Regions from separate parts of the Mus musculus genome. Here region 1 is linked to region 2. Evidence: chromatin loops called from intact Hi-C (ENCODE). Cell type or tissue: heart. All regions are shown on one strand. Links, peaks and the distances in the headings refer to the core of each region. The heading gives the core; the rest is flanking DNA.

Evidence for each region. Hi-C counts contacts between places; a loop is a spot of excess contacts. Peaks named below come from ENCODE experiments on the same cell type or tissue, not always from the same donor. Only the 100,000 strongest peaks of a DNase experiment are listed, where the experiment ranks them.
Region 1: it touches region 2 in a loop (2.0-fold over the local background); 2 of 42 quality-filtered maps call a loop at or near these places.

The regions. Positions count from the first base shown.
Region 1 is chr15:67,199,270-67,207,604 of GRCm38, reverse strand. No RefSeq gene overlaps it. Among named protein-coding and RNA genes, the nearest start is that of 1700012I11Rik, 23 kb to the left of the region's middle. In heart, for the core only: no CTCF peak of the experiment used is centred there; no DNase peak of the experiment used is centred there; H3K27ac peaks cover 1,378 bases.
Region 2 is chr15:67,297,007-67,305,341 of GRCm38, reverse strand. All of the region lies in intron 5 of 1700012I11Rik (RIKEN cDNA 1700012I11 gene), which reads right to left. Among named protein-coding and RNA genes, the nearest start is that of 1700012I11Rik, 74 kb to the right of the region's middle. In heart, for the core only: no CTCF peak of the experiment used is centred there; a DNase peak (open chromatin) is centred at 3,341.

The DNA.
Region 1 (8,335 bases), core at 179-8,178, 98 kb after region 2:
CCCTTTTCTGTTCTAGGTCTGTGAGAGAAATCAGAGCAACACATTCTTGGAAGTTCCAAAGGAGCAGGGCATACATGGCCACCCTCCACACCCCAGCCTCTTCCAGGAAGTTCAAAGACTTCGACAGGTCACCAGTGTCCCCATGTCTACAAACACAGCCAGTGTGACCATAGTCCGGCCTAGTGTTCAAGTGTCAATAAGGAAGACTCAGGAGGATCTGCTCTAATGATAGAAATTGTTGAGCAAGACTTGAAGAGCTAGTTGGTTCTGCCCCAATTGGGACTTCAGAAGGTAGTGGATGCATTGAAGAACCTCATTGCACATAGTAGGTATGTGCTACCTGATTGCCCAACTCTGCAGGTTTTATTCCCCTTCAAATAATGCTCCTCCCTCTGTGTGAGAATAGGTGTGGGGATGTCCCTACATAATCTCCTCTCAGAGTAATTCCACAGGAAGAAATCAGAAACGTGCCCAGAGGTTCTGATAGAACACAGTGTAGGTAAGACAGATGCTGAAACATTTATTTTTCTTTGGTTGACTGACTGTATTTATAGAAAGGCCTTGTGGCTCCAAACTGAGAATTACCCAGTCAGCCTCTGGGCTAAGATTGTCTTCTTGGCTTTATTTACATCCACTAAATACCACAGAGGAATGCAAAGCCCCAAAGACCAGCTGAGTAAGGTCCCTTCTTTGGCAGTAGAGAATGCTTCTTTCAAGCCTTTCTGACCTTAATCTAAGAAGTGTGCTATTGGGGGGACCAAGGAGCCTGACTTGAAGTCTGGGAAGCCAGGACAGGGGACAAAAAGACTTCCTCCTACTGTGAGCAACTCATTTTTAAAAGCTGCTCACTGGGCCTCCGGGTTCCTCCGCAGGGTGAAGGCTTGGGTCAGAAATTTAATATCCAGCACAACATTAATTAGAGGAAATATTGTCTGAGCTCAGAGGCACTGGCCATGTTATTAAAATACAGAGTTGACACCGCCTCTCCCCCACTTGATGACAAACCTGCAGACTAGGGTGAGCCTCCCTGTTTTTCAGATCAAGATGCATGTGTGGTGTTAAATAGCAAGTCCACCATCACAGGACATAAGTCAGCAGACAACATTAACGAAGTCCTATGGGCTCCAATGTTTAAATGCTCACAAATTAGTTTTCTGTCACACTCTCTTTCTTATACATCCTTCATCTGATACACCCTGTCTCTGACTTTTCCTCTCTCTGACACCCTCACTCCCTGATGTCCTTTCTCCCAGATATATCATCTTCCTGTCACCCAATGTTTCCCCCCAACACAACTGTCCCAGTTACTTTTCTGTTGATGCGAAAAGTCACCATGACCATGGCAACATAGGAAAGAAAACATTTAGTTGGGGATTTCCTTACAGTTTCAGAGAGTCAGCCCATTACCATCATGGCTGGATTATCTGAGAGCTCATGAAAGAATCCTTCCTCTGGAAGTTAAGAGACCTGGATATGTTGTCAACTCTGTCTGTGCTGATGATCCTCAACCTCTCTCTCTCTCTCTCTCTCTCTCTCTCTCTGTGTGTGTGTGTGTGTGTGTGTGTGGTAGGTATACATGATCAATGAATACCAGAGAACCATCTTGTGTATCTTTCCTCATGTCTTACTTTTTTATTGCTGTAATAACCATAACCAAGACAACTTATAGAGGAAAGAGTTTATTTGGGGCTTACAGCTTCAGAAGGTTAGAGTGCTTGACATTCATGGCAAAGGCTATGGTGGCAGGCAGATACCCTTGATGCTAAAGCAGTGGCTGAGAGCATATGCCTTGAGACACAACCATGAAACAGAGGTGTGGAGGGTGAAGGGGGGAGGAGGGAGGGGAGGAGGAAAGGAGGGGGGAGGGAGGAAAGGAGAGAGAGAGAGAGAGAGAGAGAGAGAGAGAGAGAGAGACTGGGGACAGCATGAGCTTTTCCCAAAGACTGCCTGTAGTCACACACCTCTTCGCCATGTGTGTGATGCATCTGTATGTGCTTCATTCACAAATAATCAAAATCATCACTGTATTTGAAAAATATAAAAGTATTTGTGTTAAAGATTTTCTCAAATGAAAATTTTGAAATTGAAGCAAAGAACTGTAGCAATGTTTGATATGCTGGGGCTACCACAGCACAGTTGCTTGTACACACATGCACACACACACACAAATACACACATACTGGATAACCCTTACCTATGGTTCAAAGCAAACATCCATTCGTTCCAAGAATATGAAACACAAATTTGTCTTCTCCTTCCCTTAGCATTGCTCAGGAGACCAGAGGAATGGCCAAGTAGGGTGGCAGCAGGTTAGCAGATCAGGAGTTTGCCTGGTTGCCAAGTAGTTTTATGAACTCAGGAAAATACTGTCTCTGCTCTGATTTTCAGACTGAATCAGTATAAACCAGGAAGATCATTGAAAACTGAGTTGTACATGTTCTGCTTTCCATCCTTCAATGGTGTGGTGGTGGTGGTGGTGGTGGTGGTGGTGGTGGTGGTGGTGGTAGTGGTGGTGGTGGTGGTGGTGGTGTGTGTGTGTGTGTAGGTGTAGAGGTGCACTCACATGCATGCATGTGCAGAACAAAAGACCCAGAGACAATACCTAAAGTTAAACACAGGGATTCAAGAGAAGCAGGCAGCATGTTGCACCAGAATAAAACAAGGAGCCTCTAGTCTGGTCTGCTAGGGCTCAGGGGTAGAGCAAAATAATCTGGACTACAGCCTGTCTCCTGCTAGCTGTGTGGCCATAGGCAAGTCCCTGGAGGTTCTCAGAGGTTCTCAGGTCATTATGTAAAACAGAGACAACACAACTATATCTGCTCTCTGCATCTGGAAACCTTACTGCCTTACACCTCTGCTCTTAGGCCTGTGTGTCCCATAAGCCTGGGGTTTCAGCAATGAGTATCGCCCAGGGTGACAGAGACCAAAAAGACAAAGTTTATTGGTCAGTATGGTACAAAACAGATCACTCACACTAGTGCGACTGGAAATCACAACCACTGTCTGCAGCTAACTGGTTGCAGCAGCAACCAAGGCTGAACATGTGTGTTTTCATAGATGTGTGTAGCTGGATGCCTTGCCAGGAAATGTACTAGAATATTCTTAGCACCAGTGGCCCTGACCAAATGCCCATCCAAGGTAGAATAAATCAGTGAATTGTAGTGCCTCCCATCATGGAACAACCCTCGGCACTGAGAACGTAGCCTCTATAGCTGCAAGATCAGGTTCACCGACAGTCCTCACAGACATTCTGAACAGGACCCAACACAAGTTCTCTGTGACTCCATTCAAATATAGCACAGAAAAGAATTAAAAGCCAGCTTGTGCTGGTAGTGTTAGGAAAGAGTTTCTGGATGCGTGTGGTAGGGCATGTCTACCTTCTTCTTGTTGCTACTCTTGGCATGCTTAGTTTGTGAAAGCCATTAAACTGCGCTTGCACCTAAGGCAGCTTATTTTTAAGCAGAAACAATGTGAGCCAAGAGACAATGGAAGGACATCTTCAAAATACAGAAAGAAATTATCTGCCTCCTGGAATTCTACATAAGCCCTAAGAATATCTTCAAATAAGAGTGGAGCAAAAAAAAAAATGATTTTTATGACAATCAGAGCAGAAACATAAAATCGTGTCCTTTAAACAATAGGAAAATCAACATGGAAAGGCACATGGAAATGTCTGGAGGAAAGCACGAAAGAAAGGCTGGGTGCATGAAGTGATGACTATAAAGCTCTGTGGAACGTATACTATACATGGCAACAAAATACACACGGTAGGGCTGGGTTGCAACACTGCTGTAGAGCACTTGTCTAGCATAAGTGAGTGCTTAGATTTTATTCCCTATGTTTTAAAAATGCTGGGTCACGTTTTAAAAATTCTGGGTCACGAAGATGCCTCTCTTCCCTTCACATGTAGATGAGAAGCACGTGTATCCCTAAAACCTGGGCAGACAGGTCACAGAGTCCTAGACTAACTAAGTCCTATCACTGTATTACCTCTTGTGCAACGCAATAGGCCCTGCCTGCTTTCCAGACTCAGGCTGTCTGGGCAGGCTGCATCGATAGATATACTGCTCATCCTTGTGAGCAGACAGCAGGTCACAGACAGGGAACTTCTTCTCCATGATGACACAGCACCAGCGTCAGAGTGACTACAGAATTTGCTGCAGCCATTTCTTTAAAAAGATGTAATTAGGATGCGAGAGTGATGCCAATCTGATATGCTTGGTGTGGTAGACGCAGGCTACACTTACCTGTGATTCTGCAGTGTGTCTCTGCCTGTGGGGCTGGAATCATCAGGCTTAAGACATGACTCCACACATTAATTTGGCAGTGCTCTTATTCATTCATAGGAAAGGGAAGCCAAGGCCCACAGATATTCAGTAACTTCCCTCAGGTCACAAAGCCAGGATGGAGTGGGATGGAACCTAGACCAAACAGGCTGCTCTCGTCTCATCCCGAAGTCAATGCAAAGTATCACAAGGTCCAGATTCTCACTCTGCTTATAGCACTGTTCTGGAACGTTCTTTCCCATAGGCCATTTCTCCATCCAAGGGATGATGTGACCAAAATGGATGCCTTCTAAGTCTTGCCTGGCAATGAGTTGAGGTATGTTTCTATTTCTCTCCTGCTTCACAAGCTGGTACTTGTTGTCAAGGTGTTTTACACTCCCATACCCCAGGAAGACAGTAAGGTGTGGCTGAAGGAAGAGAGACTGGAAGGGAAGGGCATTTGTCTATTTGGATAAGAGGCAAGCAGGAAGGGATCGTCCCTGAAGAACTTCTAGAATGGCTCAGTGTTTAAGAACACTGGTCGCTTGTTCAAAGGATCTGGATTTGGTTTCTAACACCTACAGAAAGAAAGAAAGTCAAAATGGGCAAGGCTGAGTAATAGTCTAGTGAGGTCCAAGTGTTATAGTCACATAAATGCATAATCAGGCAAAATGTATTTCCCTGAACACACCAAGAATCCTATAACACATAACAAAACAAGGGTGCCTGCCTCCATGTGTCTTTCTACTTCAGGTTCTTTTCATGCACCATCTGATTCCATCAGGTCTTGTTGGACTTGCTTTAACAATACTCCTTATTAAAATGGTCCATAGGTTTATGGTCAAGAGAGTATAGTCCTGCCACATGCCCATGTGAGCTCAGCCCACCAACCAGAAACTTGTTCATCTGAACGTCACACACTGTTTGTCAGCCTGTGCCTAAATGGGGGTGAGGGCACAGTGGCCTCTGTTGTCTGCCTCTTCTCCCTGGTGCATCTGTCCATCACACAGAGTACCATCAGAACAGATGCACCTGTGCATGCTGTTACAGCCGCAGGTGGACTTCTTCCAGTGGGTTGCACCCCCTCTTCTGTGTACTCTGTGTGTCTGTGTGTGTGTGTGTGTGTGTGTATGTGTGCGTGCGTGCCTGCGTTCAAGCGTAGATGTGTGCTTAGCCTGACTACTTACCTTTTCTGCTGAGCTGTCAGCCTGAATGAAGAAAGAAAGAAAGAAGGAAAGAAAGAAAGAAAGAAAGAAAGAAAGAAAGAAAGAAAGAAAGAAAGAAAGAAAGAAAGAAAGAAAGAAAGACAGACAGACAAGGGTATATTCATTAAAAATGTTCCTCATTTGTGGCTAATTTGTTTGCTTGGGGCTTTGCAAGAGTTGTGATGAGGCCAGTGATTAGGGTAGGGCTACAGTCTCTTTGTAAGACTGGCCCCTGTCACAATCACTTTAGACTCCACATAGAGGGTATATACACACATACACACAGCCCTCTCCCCTTGTCCTCATGGAGGGCAGTTCAGGCGCACACTTAGCTACCAATTAAATCTAAATCCTGCATAGTTACCAAGTGCCTACATGAAGGCGTTCCTGTCTTCATCCTGCTGGTGTTGTCTGTGAGACTGGCATGTGTTAGAAGGTGGCTGTGCTCCGGGATGGTTCTAGGAGGTAAATTCAGAGCCCAGCTACTTACAAACTCCAGGACAGGACAGACACAAGCCAATGAAGAGAACGCAGAGCTCACACGTCCCAGGGAATGTGCAGGAAAGGGTCTTAGCTGAGGAATCTAGAAGGGGGGAGATCAATTGCAGGGTAATCTCAGGGGAAGTTCAGAAGTTCAGCAGGGGAAGGGGAGGGTGCAGACATGAGGGTGAGTTGGAGGTTATCTTGGAGCTGCAGGGCTGCGCTCCTGACCTTGCAGGAAAGGCTTTCCTCCTTTTGCTGATAAAACATCAAGTGACCCCTCAGTAATGGTTGCCTCAGGGTCCTTGAACCAGAATGTAGCTGAACCTGGTTTTAAACGTGTGAAGTTCCTGGCACAGGGAGAGTCCTAGGGTAATGGATGGGCCAGAGCTTCACCCTAAAGCGTCCTGCAAAAGGTTTTCAATTTATCCCTCAGGCTAAATTACAAAACCTGTAGTTCATTTAGGTTAGGGCACTTTGTGTGTGTGTGTGTGTGTGTGTGTGTGTGTGTGTGTGTGTGTGTGTGAATCACACTTTCTTTTTTTTCTTTTTCTTTTTTTAATGAGATATTGTCTTTATTTACATTTCAAATTTTATCCTTTCCTCATTTCCCATCTGAAACCCTCCCTATCCTATTCCCCCTCCTCCTGCTCACTAACTCACCCACCCCTGCTTCCCTGTCCTAGCATTCTTGGAGCATCAAGTCTTCACAAGACCAAGAGCCTCTCTTTTCATTGATGTCCCTCAAGGCCATCCTCTGCTACATATGCAGCTGGAGCCATGGATCCCTCCATGTGTATTTTTTTGGATGGTGGTTTAGTGCCTGAGAGTTCTGGGGTTACTGGTTAGTTCATATTGTTGTTCCTCCTAATGGGGCTGAAAATTTATTTAGCTCCTTGGGTCCTTTCTCTTACTCTTCCATTGGGGAGCTTGTGCTCAGTCCAATAGATGGCTGAGAGCATCCACTTCTGTATTTGTCAGGCACTGGCTGAGCCTCTTGGGAGACAGGTATATCAGGTTTCTGTCAGCAAGCTCTTGTTGGCATCCACAATAGTGTCTGGGTTTGGTAACTGTATACAGGATGGATCCCCAGATGTGACAGTCATTGGATGGCCTTTCCTTCAGTCTCTGCTCCACACTTTGTCTCTGTATCTCCTCCCATGGTTATTTTGATCCCCTTCTAAGAAGAACAGAAGTATTCACACTTTGTTCTTCCTTCTTCTTGAGCTTCTGAATTTTATCTTGGGTATTCTGAACTTCTGGGCTAATATCCACTTAACAGTGAGTGTATACCATGTCTGTTCTTTTGTGATTGGGTTACCTCACTCAGGATGATATTTTCTAGTTCCAAATATTTGACTAAGAATTTCATGAATTCATTATTTTTAATAGCTGAGTAGTATTCCAATGTATACATTACTACATTTTCTGTATCCATTTCTCTGTTGAGGGACATCTGGGTTCTTTCCAGCTTCTGGCTATTATATGGTTGCTATGAATATAGTGGAGCATGTGTCCTTATTACACACTGGGGCATCTTCTGGATATATACACAGGAGTGGTATAGCTGGGTCCTCAGGTAGTGCTATGTTTAATTTTCTGAGGAACCAGCAAACTGATTTTCAGAGTAGTTGTATCAGCTTGCAATATCACCAGCAATGAAGGGGTGTTCCTTTTTCTCCACATCCTCACCAGCATCTGCTGTCACCTGAGTTTTTAATCTTAGCCATTCTGACTAATGTGGGTGGAATCTCAAGGTTGTTTTGATTTGTATTCCCCTAATGACTAAGGATGTTGAACATTTCTTTAGTGCTTATCAGCCATTTGGTATTCCTCAGTTGAGAATTCTTTTTTTAGCTCTGTACCCCAGTTTTTAATAGGGTTATTTGGTTTTCTGGAGTCTAACTTCTTGAGTTCTTTGTATATATTGGATATTAGCCCTCTGTCAGATGTAGAGTTGGTAAAACTCTTTTCCTAATCTGTTAGTTGCCGATTTGTCCTATTGACAGTATCCTTTGCCTTACAGAAGCTTTGTAATTTTATGAGGTCCCATTTGTCCATTCTTAATCTTAGAGCTTAAGCTATTGGTGTTCTGTTCAGGAAATCTTCCCCTGTGCCCATGTGCTCCAGGCTCTCCCCCACTTTCTTTTCTCCTAGTTTCAGTGTGTCTGGTTTTATGTGGAGATCCTTGATTCACTTGAACTTGAACTTTGTACAAGGAGAGAAGAATAGATCAATTTGCATTCTTCTATATGCTAACAGAGAGTTGAACCAGCACCATTTGTTGAGAATGTTGTCTTTTTTTCCCCCCACTAGATGGTTTTAGCTCCTTTGGCAAAGATCAAGTGACATAGGTGTGTGGGTTCATTTCTGGGTCTTCATTAT
Region 2 (8,335 bases), core at 36-8,035:
AATATTTCCACTAGAATCCCAAAGCAATGAAGCCTATCCGTCACGGACTGGAACCTTCAAAACTATGAGACAAATCAAACATTTTTCTCTTTATAAATAAATTACCCCAAGCATTTTGTTATAGTGACACAAAGCTGAATAACATTTTACAATACAAAGAACACCACTCTGGGGAATGAGTAGGAACTATACTTTATTCATAACTACATCTGAAGTTTAAATTAGGGTCTGGAGAAGGGTAGAGACCAAGTGTCTCTGACATCAAGGGACTAAATGTTTCTGTGCATTGTCTGGGCCAATAGCTAACTGGCCCAGACAATGCACAGAACCCAAGAGCCCAAGCCCAAGCGTCTTAGGTGGCAGGACAAACAAAAGGATTCTGGAGCCTTCTGAGCCACTCCTCAAGTACCTGGCACCTCCAAAGACAACACAGAGATCTTCCTGGAGACACCGGGAATTGGATGGAGCTTCCTTCTTCTCCCACCTCCAGATCAACAAAAGCCCTGCACCCTGGTGAAAGCTTGTGAGACAGGACTGGCTGGCTAATCCTTCCCTCTTGTCCATCCCTGTTGCTGTGACCAATTCTTTTCTAAGTAAACTTGACTTCTGAGAATTTAAAAGGACAAACCATGCCTACTCTTCCCAGCCTCCTTTGCTGCTTTAGGACAGTCATGTGATTTAAGATCTGGCAAGCAGATGAACCCACACAGGATTTAGGTGTGGATATCAGCCGATAATGGAAAAGACAGATGTGAAACATACATTCCTCAAAAACCACAGAAAAGAAAGGGGATGGCGGGAAGCTGCTTGCTGAATTTATTGACTTTGTGATAGGAATCCACTCCTTCATAAGCATCCCTGGAGTGTGTTTCCAGTAGTCATTCTCAGAAAGCCAACATGTCCATATTGCAGATGTCTGGGGCATATCCACCAATATGTACCTTCTCCTGGGGAGACCTAAACAAAAGCCTACTCACCTCACATGGGAGAGCAATGACAGACCAAGGAAATCATTCTGCACAGGTCTAGCTAGCTCACCAGAGAGTTTACTAGTAACTTACAGGAGCAAGTGTGAGTTAGAGGCTCCTGCAGCCTAGGTGACAACTCATAGAAGTTGCAGCCTGAAGCTTTGCTCTGTACCACTTTCGGTTAGCTTCCCCTGCAGGACTCTCCCATTCCCCAACCACAGTTACTGCTTATTGAACTGTAGGGCTAAGCCCTTGGGTTGTAGCCTTCACCAGCTTACTGGCCTTGTAAGGCTCACTCCCTTCCTGAATCTGATGAGACTTCCTCCTCCCTCCAGGAGGGAGTGTTTCAATTAGGGGACTTAGCTAGACAGTGTCCACCTGGAAAAACATGAGCAACAGCCAGCAGCTATCCCATTAGTCTTTGCTGAAGGCTTTTCCCCTTTTCTCAAAACATCTCCTCCAGGCTGTTTCCTGTTCTTGATCCCCATCCCAGATGTGAATTGATGCATCTCCTCATCTACTAGCATGGGTTTTGCATTAAAAAAAAAAAAAAAAACAGGACCAAAGGTTCCACTCTCCTCTAATACTTCCTGGGGAGTCTTTGAGGAGTCAGTTGAACTGAATATATATGAACTTATTCTGAACTCAGAATTCAAGTCAGTCTCTGAGGAAAAAGGTCCATTTCCTACCAGACTGAGTGATCCATCAACTGACTATAGGCCCCTGGTAGGGATAAGCCCATCCCTCCACACTGGGTCCCACATTCTCCAGAGAGATGACTTGGACTCTCTATAGAGTGGATGCTCACAATCATCCATTGGATAGAGCATGAGTTCCCCAATGAAGGAGCTAGAGAAAGTACCCAAGGAGCTGAAGGGGTTTGAAGCCCCATAGGAGGAACATCAATTTGAACTAACCAGTACTCCCAGAGCTCCTTGGAACTAAACCACCAATCAAAGAAAACACATGGGGGAACTTGTGGCTAAAGCTGTATATGTAGCAGAGGATGGCCTAGTAGGTCATCAATGGAAGGAGAGGCCCTAGGTCCTGTGAAGGTTCCATGCCCCAGTATAGGGGAATGCCAGGATCAGGAATGGGAGTGGAAGGGTTGGGGAGCAGGGGTGGGGGGCGGGGCGGGGATAGGGGATTTTCAGAGGGGAAACTAGGAAAGGGGATAACATTTGAAATGTAAACAAAGAAAATATCTAATTAAAAAAAAAGATTTAGTATTAGTACAAACAGAGTCCAGGATGCCCTACTCCACCTTGTTCCAGCCACTATCCTTTCTCCTTCCACTTTGCCTGGCTAACTAACCTTCCTGGGTGCATCCATAGCCAGCTGCACTAACAGTACAGCTCTACCCCTCACGGATGAATCTGACCTCCTGCTTCGAACAGGATCAACATGAGAGGTAGCTTCGATCTTCTCCTCCACCACTGAGCCCATGGCAGTGAGTGAGTTTGGTTTCCTTATTTGCAAAAGGAAAGAAAAGTAAAATGACTTTGTTTTGATGATTAAGTACAATTGCATATTTGGATAGTGTCTTAGTCAGGGTTTCTATTCCTGCACAAACATCATGACCAAGAAGCAAGTTGGGGAGGAAAGGGTTTATTTGGCTTACACTTCCATGTTGCTGTTCATCACCAAAGGAAGTCAGGACTGGAACTCAAGCAGGTCAGAAAGCAGGGGCTGATGCAGAAGCCATGGAGGGATGTTCCTTACTGGCTTGCTTCTCCTGGCTTGCTCAGCCTGCTGTCTTATTGAACCCAAGACTACCAGCCCTGAGATGGTCCCACCCACAAGGGGCCTTTCCCCCTTGATAACTAATTGAGAAAATGCCTTACAGCTGGATCTTATGGAGGCATTTCCTCAACTGAAGCTCCTTTCTCTGTGATAACTCCAGCTGTGTCAAATTGACACAAAACTAGCCAGTACAGATCGCTTTTACTGAAAGCCCTAACATGTAATAGTTCGCTATAAGCTTTTATTATATATCCTGTCCATTCTCTATTCCATGCATTCCATCAGACTGCAGTGGATGGATAAGCTCCATATGTGCCTGCAAGCTAGAAACCCCACATGTCATGCAACCCACTCCTCCCTCTCTTAACAGCTGGTCCTCAGGCTGCCTCTGCCCAACCCCTCCCAGAATAGACACGGAATGCTGGCTGAGGGTGTCCCTCCAAATAAGTCCCTCACATGCAATGAGGACCGGTGGGACTTCTGGCATTTCCTCCTCTGTCTCTTTGGGTGAGGAACAGGAGAGGACCCTGGGCATCTGGCCATTTCATTTAGCATTTTATTCATCCCCTGGCTCTGGCTGCCAACAGCATCTGGTTGCTGTCACCGCATAGACGACGGTTGGGTCCCAGGCTCTTTGACCTCCCAAGGACTCCGAGCACTGACTGGACTTATCAGAATGCTGTGTTCTGAGCCAAAGAGTTCTGCCAAAAATGAAGAAGAAGCAGTCTGAACCCAGTGGGAAACCCAAATGTGGATGGGGAACTAGGCATAGGGGTTGGCTCCAGCCAAGCTCAGCTGCCCAGAAAATCCCTTGTCTGCCATGGCCTCCCCTTCCCAGGCTGGGTTGTGAAGAGTTAGGCAAGCACTGGAAAAGGGAGACTTGATGTGCCAACCTTCTTGACCACAGAGAAATCCTGTCTGCAAGACCACTTCTCTGTCATGATTCTCATTGTTATGAGTTGATAATTAACTAACAATCCTACCTCATTGTTTAATCTCCTCCAGGTGCGTAGAGCAATACTAGAATCTCCACCATTATGAAAAAGGGAAAAAAAATAAACAGTCAAAAGAAGCCACTGAACTCGGTACTTTCAAGTGCGTTTGCCTTTGAAAGTAACTGAAATCCAACCCTTTAGAGGCTGAGTGAGCTTCCCAGTGGCTCACTCTTCCGGAGCTGAGCCGAAATGCAAAGTCACTTTCCCATAACTGAGAATCCACCTTTCTATCTTTGTATATACTTCGTTGCATTTTTCTACCTTTGACTTTTCCAAATAAGCCTACAGGAAGCATCTGTAAGCAAGATTTCATGTATACATCAATTTCTTTTCTCTGGGCTGTGTACCTTGGGCTGGAACTAATGAATCATATGGAAACTTTATAGTCTGAGGACTTCCAGACCCTTTTACACTCCAAGCCGACATGTGTGAGGGTCCTCGTATCTCTAAACCTCATTGGCATTTTTATCTTCTGTGTATATTACAGCCTGCAAGGATGTGCAGCCAAGTGCCTCGGTGCACACTATCTTTAACACTGGCCTAGAGTAAGTGGTACAGAGCTTCTTCTTGGGTGCTTGTTAGCTGTCTGTATTGCTTTATAAGAGTTCTTTCTCTTTCTCCGATATGCTGTTAAGTTCCTTATGACAACTCCCATTCTGTATGTTAGTTACCACTAGTCATTCCTAAGCACAAATGTTTAATTTTTAAAGAAGCCAAATCTATCTACTCTTCAGTGTGAGCTCATGGTATCACGCCTAAGGAGGGTTTACCTAATCAGAGGTCATGAAGATATACTACTTTTTTTTTTTATCCGTCTCCTGGCCCTTTCTCATGGGTCTATTAATCATTTTGAAACAAGGTTTGTGGGTGGTGTGAGGAAGTCGTTCAACTTCACAGTGCTGCATGTGGATGGACACTTGGCCCTTATTGTTGTTGAACAGAATGTTTCTTCCCCGTGTTGAACTAAGGCGCAAACGAACTGACCAGACAAGACAGGGCTCTGCTCTGTGCTTTCATTGTCTTCTGCTGATCTGCACACACTCTTGATGACTGGGCAGGCTCCATGGCTTCTCTCCAGCTCGGTGTCTGCAAATTTTGGAATTCAGAAGCATAAGTTCCCCAACTCTATTCTTCTCCTTTTTTTTTTTCAGGATTGTTTCAGATGTAGTGGGTCCTTCGGTTTCTACCTCATTCTAGGATCCGTTCAGTTTCTTCAGAAACTAGTAATAGCAATGCCAGCGAGGTGTGTGGCTAATATGAAGCCCACTTGAAGGACCACCACTTGGCTGGGAATTTTAAGTCTCCAATCTATGAGCGTGAGAAGCCTGGCCACTTAGGTAGACTTTGGTTCACAGTGTTTTGTGGTTTGCACAATGTAATTTTTGTACTGTTTTTGGTAAATTTGTTTCTAGATAATTTCTTCTTTTTATTTGTTTCTAGATAATTTCTTCTTTTTATGCTGTACTATAAGCAAACTGTTTTTCTTAATTTTATTCTGTGAATATTCATTGATTGTTATAGAAATATATTTGATTTTTTAAATGTGATCTTGTACTGCACAATCAGGATGAATTCATTGACTAGGTCTCAGAGTTTTTAGCAGAAACCTTAGGATTTTATACAAATGACCACAGCATATGCAACTAGAATACTTTTAAAGATATACTTTTTATTTATGTATATGTATATCTGTCTGAATATGTGTATACAGGTACCTAGAGGGACCAGAAAAGACCATCAGATCCCCTGGAACTGGAATTTCAAATGGTTGTGAGCTGCCCAAAGTGGGTGCTGGAAACCAAACTTGGCTTTTCTGCCAAGGCTAGCAAATGCTTTTAACCACTGAGCCGTCTTGATAGCCCCATGGAGATGTTTTTACATCCTTCTTTGTGATAAAGTCTATACAACCTCCCTTCCTCCTTCCTTTTTCTTATTGTTTTTTTTTTTCCTTTTCCCTTTTCCTTCCTAATTGCATTAGCTGGAACCTCCAGGATAATATTGAATAAAATTACATAATAGCAAACACATTTGCCATTTTCTCTAGCAAGAACAAGTTTTACATTTTTCATTATTAACTGTGTGAGTAGCTATGCATTTCACAGAGAACAATTACCAGGCTGAGAATTGTCTGTTTGTAGTTTATTAAAGTTTTTTTTTTAATGGGTGATGGGTAGTGGTTGTGGTTATACACACCTATAATCCAGTGCTTGGGAGGCCGAGACAGAAGTATAGGAGATCAAAGCCATCCTCAGCTACTTGGCAAGTTCAAGGCTAGCCTGAGCTATAAGAACCTGTCTCAATGTAAATAAACAAAACCTCATCATAGATTTTTATCATTTGAGTTCTCTGTGCCTATTGAGATTATTAAGCGAATTTAATCCATCAAATGGGTACAGATATTAAAAACTGTTGTGTGGCGTTAAAGATCACCCCCATTGGGTGTAAAGAGTGGATGAAGCCCAAGTGAGTGGATGAGTGTTGTTGGCATGGGCCACAAGTGTCCCAGCACCAAGGCAGTGGCAAAGCCTTCCCCAAGTTCGGCTCTGAGAATCAACAAAGCCTTCCTCCAGGGTTCATGACAAACAGTAGAGCAACGTGTAGAGAAAATAGCAATGGCAGCTTGCTCCTCTCACATGTTTACAACCCAAGACCGCTTCTCTAGAAAGGCATCCTCTGAAAGCCAGCCATCCCCTCCCTCTGTGCTGTATCTGGGCTGCTGTGCTAAACAGCATGACTCCATCAGGGAGGACACAACCCTGTCAATTCTGTTTTTTCTATGTAGGTGTCTGTCCTGTCTTCATTTTCTTGAGATCCTTAGTTAGGGTTCTGGGGCTAAGCTGTGAATGGAGGCAATTGAAAGTCATATTTCAGAGGATGACTGTGGATAATCAAATTTGGTAGCAGGCATACAGTAGCTGTTGTCATGCATGAACCTCAATGAACGATGAACACCTGTCACTTTTGGGTTTTATGCTGACCCCAAGACATAGGTCAGGGTTTGAAGGGAGATAACAGTTTGGGAAACAGCTGCCCAAGCTTTTTGGAGCACTCCTGAGTGTCCTCAGCTTCAGAAACTTCAGAAGCTTCTAGACACAAAGCTTGGGTGAGCCTTGTGGATTCTGCTTCAAATCTGACCTCTTTTTGAGCCAAACTGCCTTTGCATCTCACAGCCTGCTTGTGAGAAACTAGAATATATATCAAATACATATCAAGAAGCCCCCTGGACAAGGGCTTGAGAAAGTCTGACTCATCTGTGCTTTTGCTGGGATTTAATGGACCCCCCCCCTAAGTATTGCTGCTTGCGAGTTCAGTACAGTCCCCTCCCCAACACACCCTGCCAAGCCACCTCATTGTCCATATTCAGTTCACCTGACACATTTCAAGGTAGCCTGTGATGTATCCCAGGTAAAGTGGTGCGCTTTCCCTCACTGAACAGTTGAAATGGTCACAACTACATATAATAACACAAAGTGGATGTTTAGTGCCATGAGGACTCAAAGTTTGCATCAGTTTGCTTAATGCTTTCTTCCCAGTACAACAGATGCAAAGATGATGTGAGATGGGTCTCTTTAAATGTCCTGGCTACAGGGTGGAAGGGCATTGCAGGGATGGAGGACAATGAAAACAGGCAGGAATGGAAGCTAATCTGGAGTCCAAAGGGAAGGGTATGGGTGTGCGCGGGTGAAGGAGCCTCTGGAAAGTGTTCAGGGGAGGCAGGGAAAGAGGCAGCAGAGGACGGGAATTACAGATGAGAGCTTTGGTGTGAGTGGCCCGGCTTCTCCCATGGCAGGAGACACACTGGGTTTTATGCCCATATGACTGAGAGGTCTATGCTTCTAGAGAGATGAAGAAGGGAGGGAGTAATTAAATGTGCAGCTTTGCTTCTCCAGAGGAAATAAACAGAAATGGATGCTCCCAACCATGGATGATTAAATGGAAGTAGAGATGAATTACAAATGCTCTCAGTATCAGCTCTAAAAGAGTTATTAAAGGGTAAGCAATCCCAGGCACCACTTAGACCTTTCCTGTTTCCGTCTAGCTGGGAAGCCATTGCCTGTTTAGCATGTGACGTGAGAGTATCACTCAGTAGAGAATGTGTTGACACCTGAGACCTAGGAATTTCTAACTAGAGCTATAGAATCCCAGAGATGCTCACTGACTATCCCAATATTTATATCAATGTAAAGTAAGTGTGTGTGTGTGTGTGTGTGTGTGTGTGTATGAAAACATCAGCCTCAGCACGATGTGAGATATGATGCCCTGGGCTATGGGGAGACCTTGGTAACTAAAGCATTATCTCCCTAAGAGATCTGCAATGTGTGTGCTCTTTATTGTGAGTGTAAAGTGGTAAAGGGTTTTCTCAAACAAGTTAAATCTTATAGTGAATTTAAACTATGCCGGGTTCCATTTCTACTTTGTTCTAGTTCTAGCTCAAGGAAGTCCCAAAAAACCCTCAGGTGGGATTGGACAGATGCTCAGCAATATAGAGTACCTACCATTCTTCTAGAGAATGCAATGTTCAATTCCCAGCACCCATGTCAGATACCTCACAACTGTATGTAACTCCATAATTAGGAGATCTGATGTCCCCAGCTTTGCCAGGCACCTATATTCTTGTGCACATACCCA